2 separate regions of the Homo sapiens genome follow, and region 1 is linked to region 2. A link is an interaction called in ENCODE POLR2A ChIA-PET data of the cell type or tissue named here. Cell type or tissue: PC-9. All regions are shown on one strand. Each heading gives the region's core, and the rest is flanking DNA. Links, peaks and the distances in the headings are about the cores only. Region 1 overlaps LOC107987037 (a long non-coding RNA gene). Region 2 overlaps DENND1A (DENN domain containing 1A).

Region 1 (4,391 bases), core at 105-4,104, 590 kb before region 2:
TAATCCCCAGCACTTTGGGAGGCTGAGGCGGGTAGATCACCTGAGGTCAGGAGTTCGCAACCAGCCTGGCCAACATGATGAAACCCCCCTCTCTACTAAAAATACAAAAAATTAGCTGGTCTTGGTGGCAGGTGCCTGTAATCCCAGCTACCTGGGAGGCCGAGGCATGAGAATCGCTTGAACCCAGGAGGCGGAGGTTGCAGTGAGCCGGGATCGTGCCATTACACTCCAGCCTGGGCAACAAGAGTGAAAATCTGTCTCAATAAATAAATAAATAAATAACTAAGGATATTGGTTTGGGCAAGACCCCTACCTCATTCTATCTCAGATTGGCCTTCACTATTCTTGCCCTTTTATCCTTCTGTGTTAATTTTAGAATCAGCTTAACAAGTTTGATGACAAATCTTATTGGAATTTTAGTTAATTGCACTGATTTTATGAATCAATCGGGAAAAATTAAAGTACATTTGATGATATTGAGTCTTGTTTTCCATGAATATGATACATACCTTCATTTATTCTTGAGTGTGTGTGTTCTTCAATAATACTTTGTATTTTATCCATAGAGTTGTTACACACATTTTGTTAGTTGATTACTGGGCCCTTACACTTTTCATATCATCTTTCTTTCTGTTACATTTACATTTTCTTTTCTTTTTTTGAGACGGAGTCTTGCTCAGTCGCCCAGGCTGGAGTGCAGTGGCTTGATCTCGGCTCACTGCAACCTCCGCCTCCCAGGCTCACGCCATTCTCTTACCTCAGCCTCCCGAGTAGCTGGGACTACAGGCGCCGGCCACCATGCCTGGCTCCTTTTTTTTTTTTTTTTTTTGTATTTTAGTAGAGACGAGGTTTCACCATGTTAGCCAGGATGGTCTCGATCTCCTGACCTCGTGATCCACCCGCCTCTGCCTCCCAAAGTGCTGGGATTACAGCTGTGAGCCACCGCCCCCAGCTACATTTTCTAATTGGTCATTGCTTGTAGCACACTGTGGATTTTCTAGGTTGATTTCATATCCAGCAACCCTAATTTCTTCACTTTATAGTTCCAGACAGAAGGAGAGGGAGTTTTGAATTTGATGAGTTTGCAGCGTCCCAAGGCAGAATGCAGTGTAGACAAGGGATTTAGAGCATGGACGTTGCCATCTGACAGGTAAACCTGGGTTTGAATCCTGGATCTACCACTTACTAGGTGGATAAGTTACTTAACCTCTCTGAATTAATAAGCATTCCCACCCCCAGGCTATTGTGAGGAGTCAGGGAGACAAAATGCATTCTAGTGCCTAGCATGGTGCATCACACAAAGAAAGTTTAATTGATGCTTGTTCCTGTAATTGCTACTAACTGGCTTCTCCTGCATAGCTGGGGAGATCATTATCCATAGTAAAAGAAATCAATGCCTACTTCTACTCATCATTAAGAAGCTATCTGGAGTTGCCAGTAATCAGCAGCTTGATCATGAATTAACACCCATATTGTCTGCCCATTTGGAGCTCACGTTTAAAACCCATTTGTTTTCTTTGTCTATGCCATTTTAATATACACGGCCTCACAATCAACAAATAAATAGCCTGTCATCAGCCATCGATTTGAGAAACCCTGGAAGACCCCTGCCCATCTATTTGGCCCACTCCCCCTATATCCTGAGCCACCAAGTCAGATCAAACCAAACATACCCTTCAAGTAATTCCTCCAGCTATTTGCTCATGATGTGGAACCAGACAAATGGGCAGACAGAAACTTAACTGTATTTATATTGTCAGTAGATTCACTACACCTTCTAGTGTGTTCTAATCACCTGTTTTCACAGGGCCCAAATCCAATATCTCTGAAGCCCAGTATCCAGAAGAGAACTTGACGGTGGGTGAGGTTGAGAAGGGAGAATGGGAAGGCAGGAGGAATGAATCTGGGCTTTCTAAACCACAGCCAATGGAGGACCAGAGAGAACACTGTAGAAGGATTCTGAGCTGGGCACAGTGGCTCACGCCTGTAATCCCTGCACCTTGGGAGGCCGAGGCAGGCGGATCACCTGAGGTCGGGAGTTCGAGACCAGCCTGGCCAACACGGCAAAACCCCGTCTCTACTAAAAATACAAAAATTAGCTAGGCGTGGTGGCAGTTGCCTGTAATCCCAGCTACTTGGGAGGCTGAGGCAGGGAGAATTACTCGAACCTGTGAGGCGGAGGTTACAGTGAGCCAAGATCACGCCATTGCACTCCAGCCTGGGTGACAGAGCGAGACTCCGTCTCAAAAAAATAAATTAATTAAATAAATAAAAGAATTCTGAAGGCTCACATAATGTTTCAAGCCATGACTAAAGCTCATGCATTTTGTTCATAGAAACTGTCCCTGCCCAAAGCTCCGCCTCCCAGGACTGCCTCCCCAAGGGCCAGAGTAATTGCAACAATAGGATCTGGCTTACAGCAGGCCCTCGGTAAATATTGCTGAAAGCCCACTGCATGCCAACCACTACGAGAAGCCCTTTCTAGACATTAGCGCATTGACTTATCCCAACAAACCACAAAGAGGGTGGACATCCCTACAAGGAAACCACAGCAAAGAAGGGCCAGGGCCAAGATAAGGACTCAGAACCATTCTGTGGTTATTGGTTTAGTTTTTGGGGTTTGTTTTTCCCCCAGATGAATGAATGCTACTGTAGACTGATAAGCATTACTCTAGTTTCAGTGAGTAACTTCACTGGCCCTCTGAGCACTGCCGCTGGGTGGCTGAGTCATTTAAACACACTGCTGAGTGTTTTCACCAGACTGAGAAGTATTTGATTGGGCTGCTAAGTGCTTCTGCTCAGCTGCTAGGCATGGGGGCAAGCCCTGAGCTCATTGGGGGTGATTGGATCACCCGGCTGTGCTCAGGACCCTGGCACTGGTATTTCCCTTGGGGAACCCCACTGGCAGAACAACAGCTTCCCAAACTCTGGGCAGCAGCTGCTCCGGCTTCATGAAAAAAACTGAGCCTGGCTCCCCTTGTCTCCCCCCAGCTCCCAGAGAGCCTGAGGCACAGCTGGGGCAAGGCTGGGGGTGGGAGGAGGCCTCTGGGGCCCTGATCCACAGGGTTCACCCTGGCAGAAGCTTTGGGGCTCAGGGACCATCCCCCCATCCTTAAAACCTTCCAGAGTCGGTATTGCCACAGACCGTAATGTAGGGGCTGAAAGAGGAGGCTCCCAAGCAGATGCCCAAAGACATCAGAGGCTCAGAAGCCACTGAGTCCACCATGCACTAGCCCATTGCACAGGTGGTGAGAGTGAGGTCCCCAGTCAGACTCTTTATAGGAGCACCTATCAGATCTGCCCCTTATGATAGCATCCTGGCAGACCTTACCCTCCCTTCCCTGGGAGGGGCCTGAAAGGGCCCAGGTATAGCCCATTCCCTCCCTGCTCCATGCCCAACTTGACCTTCCCCTCAGGAATCCAAGCCACACACTCCAGAAGCTGCCACTGGGGCCCCAGAGAACTCTGGGCTCACCTCCCAAACAACTTTTTGTATGTACTCCTTTTAAAGTTATAAAAAATCTCTCGTTGATTTTTCCAAGTTTCTCTTATAACAAAAGTACTAAGTACAGGCTTTGTTAAATATACACCTCAGCTATGACCCAGCAATTCCACTCCTGGGTATACACCCAAGATGTGAGTGCCACCAAAAGGCCTGACACACATGTTCATAGCAGACTTGTTCATAATGGCCCAAACTGGCAAACTGGAAACAACCCAAATGCCCATCAATAGGAGACCGGATCAATGTTTCGTGACACATTTCTACAATGGAGAACTACACAGCAGTAAAAAAGGAACAAACCACTGATACGTGCAACACCATGGGTGAATCACACCATTATAATGATGCTATCTTTCTGCTCCTTAGCTCAGCTAGGTCCAGGGTCTTGTCTCATGACCAGGAAGAATTAAGCATGCAGACACCAGAGAGTGAGTGGGGTAGAATTTATTAAGTGAAAGGAAAGCTCTCAGCAAAAAGAGGTGACATGAGGGATGGTTCTCCTACCCGAAGGTGGAAAAGTACCCAGTATGGCTGAGCCCAGGGCTTTTTATGGGATCATAACAGGGAATGCATGCTGACTGGTTTTTGAGTATGCAAAAAAGGTTAAAGCAAAGACACCACTCAAAGGTGGGCATGACATTGTAGAAAACCAATTAGGAAAGGGTAGGTAAAATAGGTGAAGGATTAGGATCAATCAGAGGAAAGCATGCCAAATGGAAGGTGGGTTTTCAATCCGGTCTGAGGATTTACCCAGGACTGTCTGTGGCTGGAAGGTCAGGTGTCACTGGAGACCCACCCCTATCTGCCTAGGCATTTGGCTGCCTCCTGTCACTATCAATAACACGAAGTCAAAACTCCAGGCACAAAAGAGCATTTTACTGTATTA
Region 2 (4,391 bases), core at 157-4,156:
CAGCGGTTTGTTTACTCCCAGGAGCTGTTTGTCACTGAAGGGCTGGTGCTTTGTGTGCAGGAGAACCTAAAGGGTTCCAATTTTATTTTTTTTGTTGTTTTTATTTTTTGAGATGGAGTTTCACTCTTGTTGCCCAGGCTGGAGTGCAATGGTGTGATCTTGGCTGACTGCAACCTCCGCCTCCCGGGTTCAAGTGATTCTCCTGCCTCAGCCTCCCAAGTAGCTGGGGTTACAGGCGTGCGCCAACACGCCCAGCTAATTTTTGTATTTTTAGTAGAGACAGGGTTTCACCATGTTGATCAAGCTGGTCTCGAACTCCTGACCACAGGTGATCCGCCCACCTCAGCCTCCCAAATTGCTGAGATTACAGACGTGAGCCACCGTGCCTGGCCAGGGTTCCAATTTTAAAGAGAACTCTCCTGTCCAGGGAGGTCTCAGGGCAAGCATTTAGGACTGAGGCTGCAGGGAGAAGCCAGGCCTGCAGTAGACCACATGCATGCTGCACACCTGGGTTTGGGAAGCCACCAGCTGTTAACCCTGACTCTGCAATGTCTGAATCCTGTCACCTGGGCAGATGTCTTTACCTCAGTTATTCCTCTGTAAAATTTGAGTGTAATTTCGACTTCATGAAAGTTTCCAGAATGTTAAAAAGAGTTGTGAAGTGCGTAGCACTGTGCCTCACAGAGAGTTAAACTATGATTATTGCCTTTGTCTTACAAGGTGAGTTGCTCCAGGGAAAAGAGCCCTCTGTGCCTGGTGCCATTCAGACCTTTATGCATGGTTCTGGGTGACAACGTCACTGCCTTGCAGCAGGATTAAGATAGAAGAGTTGGGCCCTGAACAGACAGGATTTGCTCACCTAAGTCCTATTCACCCTTCCAGGCGCAGCCGAAGTGTCCACTTATCATGTTTTCTGACCTGCCGCCCTGGAGAATTTGCCGTTTCCTCTTTGGACTCCTGTGGACACTTTACCCCCCACCCCACCCCACCCTGGTAACACTACACCATGTGATAGACTTTCTTCCCATGTCTAATTCACACATCTGATGCTGTTCTTTAAGCTCTTTTCAGAAAAAGCCCCTTGTCACATTTCCCCTGACTCTTTCCCTTCCATGCCCATGTCCTGTTGCATTTTTAGGGCGCAGACATCTTGTCCGGGGGATATCACCTCCCGTGAGCACACAACAGGCCCAAAATGTTTATGTCTCCCCAAAGGCGAGATTCTTTCTGCTCTCCTGCAGCTAAATTCTGCCTCAGACTACCTCATCTACGAATCTGGTTGCAAACTCTCTTGAATGTATCGGGCCCTCAGCAGACTTCTTCCTGGCAACCCTGAGCCAAAGCTCCAGGAGTGACTGCCAGCCACTTCAGTGAGCATTTCCTTGGAGCAGCTCAACTCCCTGTGCATGGGTGCCACTTGCCTGGCATCGAGCTCTGAGACCTCTTTACCATCAGGCCAAACAGTGTCAGAGACACACTGAGACCACACAAGGCTCCTGTGGCTGGAAGCAGGGTTCAACTCATTTCGTGGTTCTTTAACCAGCATCCCTGAGCTTCTGATTAGGGGCTGGGCTCTTCCTGGGGCGTACAGAGATGAGTTCAGCCTCTGGCCCCTTGAGCTCCTGGTGAGAGGGGATACCAGTGAAGACTATCCCAGCACCCAGGAGTGCACACGGCACTGGGATGAGTGACTGCCACTCAGAGGCCTGCATGTGTCAGGAGGACAGTCCAGGCAGAAGGAATAGAACTGGCAAAAGCAATGAAGAAGGTGAGGAAGGAAGGATGTGGTGTGTGATCATGGGATGCGTTTGGAGCATGAGGTATGTGGAAGAGCAGAGGCAAAGTGACACAGAAGGACTCTAGGAAAGGAAGCCAGGGTCAGCTTTGGGAGGGTGCGTTTGCTGGTTAAGGAGCTCTCCCTTTCCTCACCCCTATTGGGCCCTTGTGTGTGCCACATATGTTGCCAGGTGCACAATGTTGAACAAAACAGACACCATTCCGGCCTGCGTGAAGCATATAGTCTAGTGGGAAAAAGAGACATTAGTCAAATAATCGCACAAAGGTAACATCTATGCAGAGTTCCTGAGTAGGATAGTGATGTGGTCTAATTTGCATTTTAGAAAGCACTCTAGCCAGAAGAGCTGGAGTAGAAGAGGGACGAAACAGGAGAGGAGTGTGGAGTTAAACCTCCACCGTGGTTTAAGCCTGTCCAGGCCTACGCCAAGGTAGGCGTAGATGGAGAGCCGGGGGTGAGCGTGAGACAATTCACAGGTAAAATAGGAAGGAGTTAGAAAGTCTGATAGGTCCACTGTGGGTAACTGTGGATAATGACAGTTAAGAAAAAAATAGATTTGGGGCGCAGTCTTGATGGGATAGTAATTGGAAGTTTCAGGCTATTTTGAGTTTGAGACGCCAGCAGGCCATCAGGTGGAGGTTGAGATGGATGGGTATAGAGCTTCGGAAAGGTGTCTGAGCTGCCAGGATTTGTCAGGAGTCATCAGTGGATGAGTGATGCTGTGTGCATGGATGAGATCACCTGGAGAGAGAATTAATTGCCCTGCTCTGGTCCCAAGAGTGAGAACAAAACTTCCAAGCCACAGGAATGGAATTCTAGCTGAGCTTGTGTTAGTTATCACTAGCTGGTTTCTCAGCTGTTGAGCAAGGAAGATGTAAACCCATGCCAAAGTAATAAATGGCACATAAAGCTATTTTTCCCAAGGAACTAGTGTGGGGTTTTTTTCTCGTACACAAAATAAAGTTTGCATTGTTTTCCTTCTTGCTCCAGCAGCCAGGAAGCTCAGAGCTAATTTTGTAACTTAACTTAGATGCCACATAGGACATACATACCCAGCTACTTTTTTCCCAAACAAATACTTTTTATATATCTATGTATTTGGCAGCCCTGATGTTTTTCTTTGTTGTTTTAGATGCTCATATAAGCTGCCTCAGATCCTTTGTAAAATTAGGTAGGGTGTAACTGTATAAAAATAAATATTCTCCTTACCCTAATATTTTTGGGTCATCCTCACAGCCCTTGTGCAATAAGTCTGCCCAGCTTCTGAGTTAATATTGGCTAGATTTAAGCAGGAAGAACTCTTAGAACTTACGGAAGCTCGACAGTAAATTTAACACTCATGCAACTCATTAAAATAGTATAAAAGTGGAGCTTCAAACATCTCTGTGTTTGCTACCAGGGCTGGGGGGTGGGGTGTTACCCTTAATTCAGCTCAAGATCTGAAAGTCTGATCTTTCAGAATTGAGAATACACCGCTGAAATTAAAGACTTGTCTGTGTAGATAAGCACTCCAAACATGTTCAAAGAAAAAGTGAGGTGTTAGCTCTATACGGATAGGATTTTTTTTTTTTTAACTCAGGGTATCGTCTTCTTGACTCATAAAACATGGTTTGGTAAAAGCAAACTTGCTTATCAAACAGCATAAGCATAAAATCGATTGGATAGTATATTTTATTTTTGATCATCCCCGTTCTTTAATTATTTTAAAATTTCAGTTTGCTATTGTTTAAGGTCACTGTGTAAATGGTTTTCAAAGTATGTCCCACAGCCAGTGGCCTAGGGACTGCAAAGATGCCTGGGATGTTGGGGGATGAGGAGGTGGCCAAGCCTGGAGAACCCAGCCAGCACCCCTGCTCTACCCCCAGGTCCTCCAGAGCAGCTGATCTCTGCATTATGGAACTCAGGTAACAGGGTTCCTTCTGTATAAAATCTTATTTTTTTCTGAGATGGAGTCTCACTCTGTTGCCCAGGCTGGAGTGCAATGGCGCCATCTCAGTTCACTGCAACCTCTGCCTCCCAGGTTCAAGCAATTCTCTCCTCAGCCTCCCAAGTAGCTGGGCTTACAGGCACCTGCCAACACACTTGGCTCAGCTCATTTTTGGGTTTTTGTTTTTTTGTTTTGTTTTTTTGTTTGTTTGTTTGTTTGTTTTGAGACGGAGTTTTGCTCTTATTGCCTAGGCTGGAGTGCAGTGGCATGATCTTGGCTCACCGCAACCTCTGCCTCCAGGTTCAAGCGATTCTCCTGCCTCAGCTTTCCTAAGTAACTGGGATTACAGACATGCACCACCACACCCGGCTAATTTTGTATTTTCAGTAGAGACGGGGTTTCTGCAGGTTGGTCAGCCTGGTCTTATACTCCCAACCTCAGGTGATCCACCTGCCTTGGCCTCCCAAAATGCTGGGATTACAGGCATGAGCCACCGCGCCTGGCCTAGCAGGGCTGCTTCTGCATAAAATCCTATCTGAATAAAGGGTTCCGCTGCTAAAAGTGAAAAAAGTGAAAAGTTTAGAAATCTTCACATTGGAGGGCATGTCTCCCTAAATAGCCCTTGGGGTACGGAAGGGGATGTGGGGTGTAGAATCTGACTGTTGGTTC

Evidence for each region. ChIA-PET counts read pairs that join two places held together with the same protein. Peaks named below come from ENCODE experiments on the same cell type or tissue, not always from the same donor. Only the 100,000 strongest peaks of a DNase experiment are listed, where the experiment ranks them.
Region 1: POLR2A ChIA-PET joins it to region 2 with 8 read pairs; 3 of 35 experiments call an interaction of 5 or more read pairs at or near these places.

What each region holds. Positions count from the first base shown.
Region 1 is chr9:124,053,144-124,057,534 of GRCh38, reverse strand. The region is part of intron 1 of LOC107987037 (a long non-coding RNA gene); the gene reads right to left. Among named protein-coding and RNA genes, the nearest start is that of LHX2, 44 kb to the right of the region's middle. In PC-9, for the core only: no CTCF peak of the experiment used is centred there; a DNase peak (open chromatin) is centred at 2,554; H3K27ac peaks cover 564 bases; H3K27me3 peaks cover 552 bases.
Region 2 is chr9:123,458,516-123,462,906 of GRCh38, reverse strand. The region is part of intron 13 of DENND1A (DENN domain containing 1A); the gene reads left to right. Among named protein-coding and RNA genes, the nearest start is that of MIR7150, 25 kb to the left of the region's middle. In PC-9, for the core only: no CTCF peak of the experiment used is centred there; no DNase peak of the experiment used is centred there.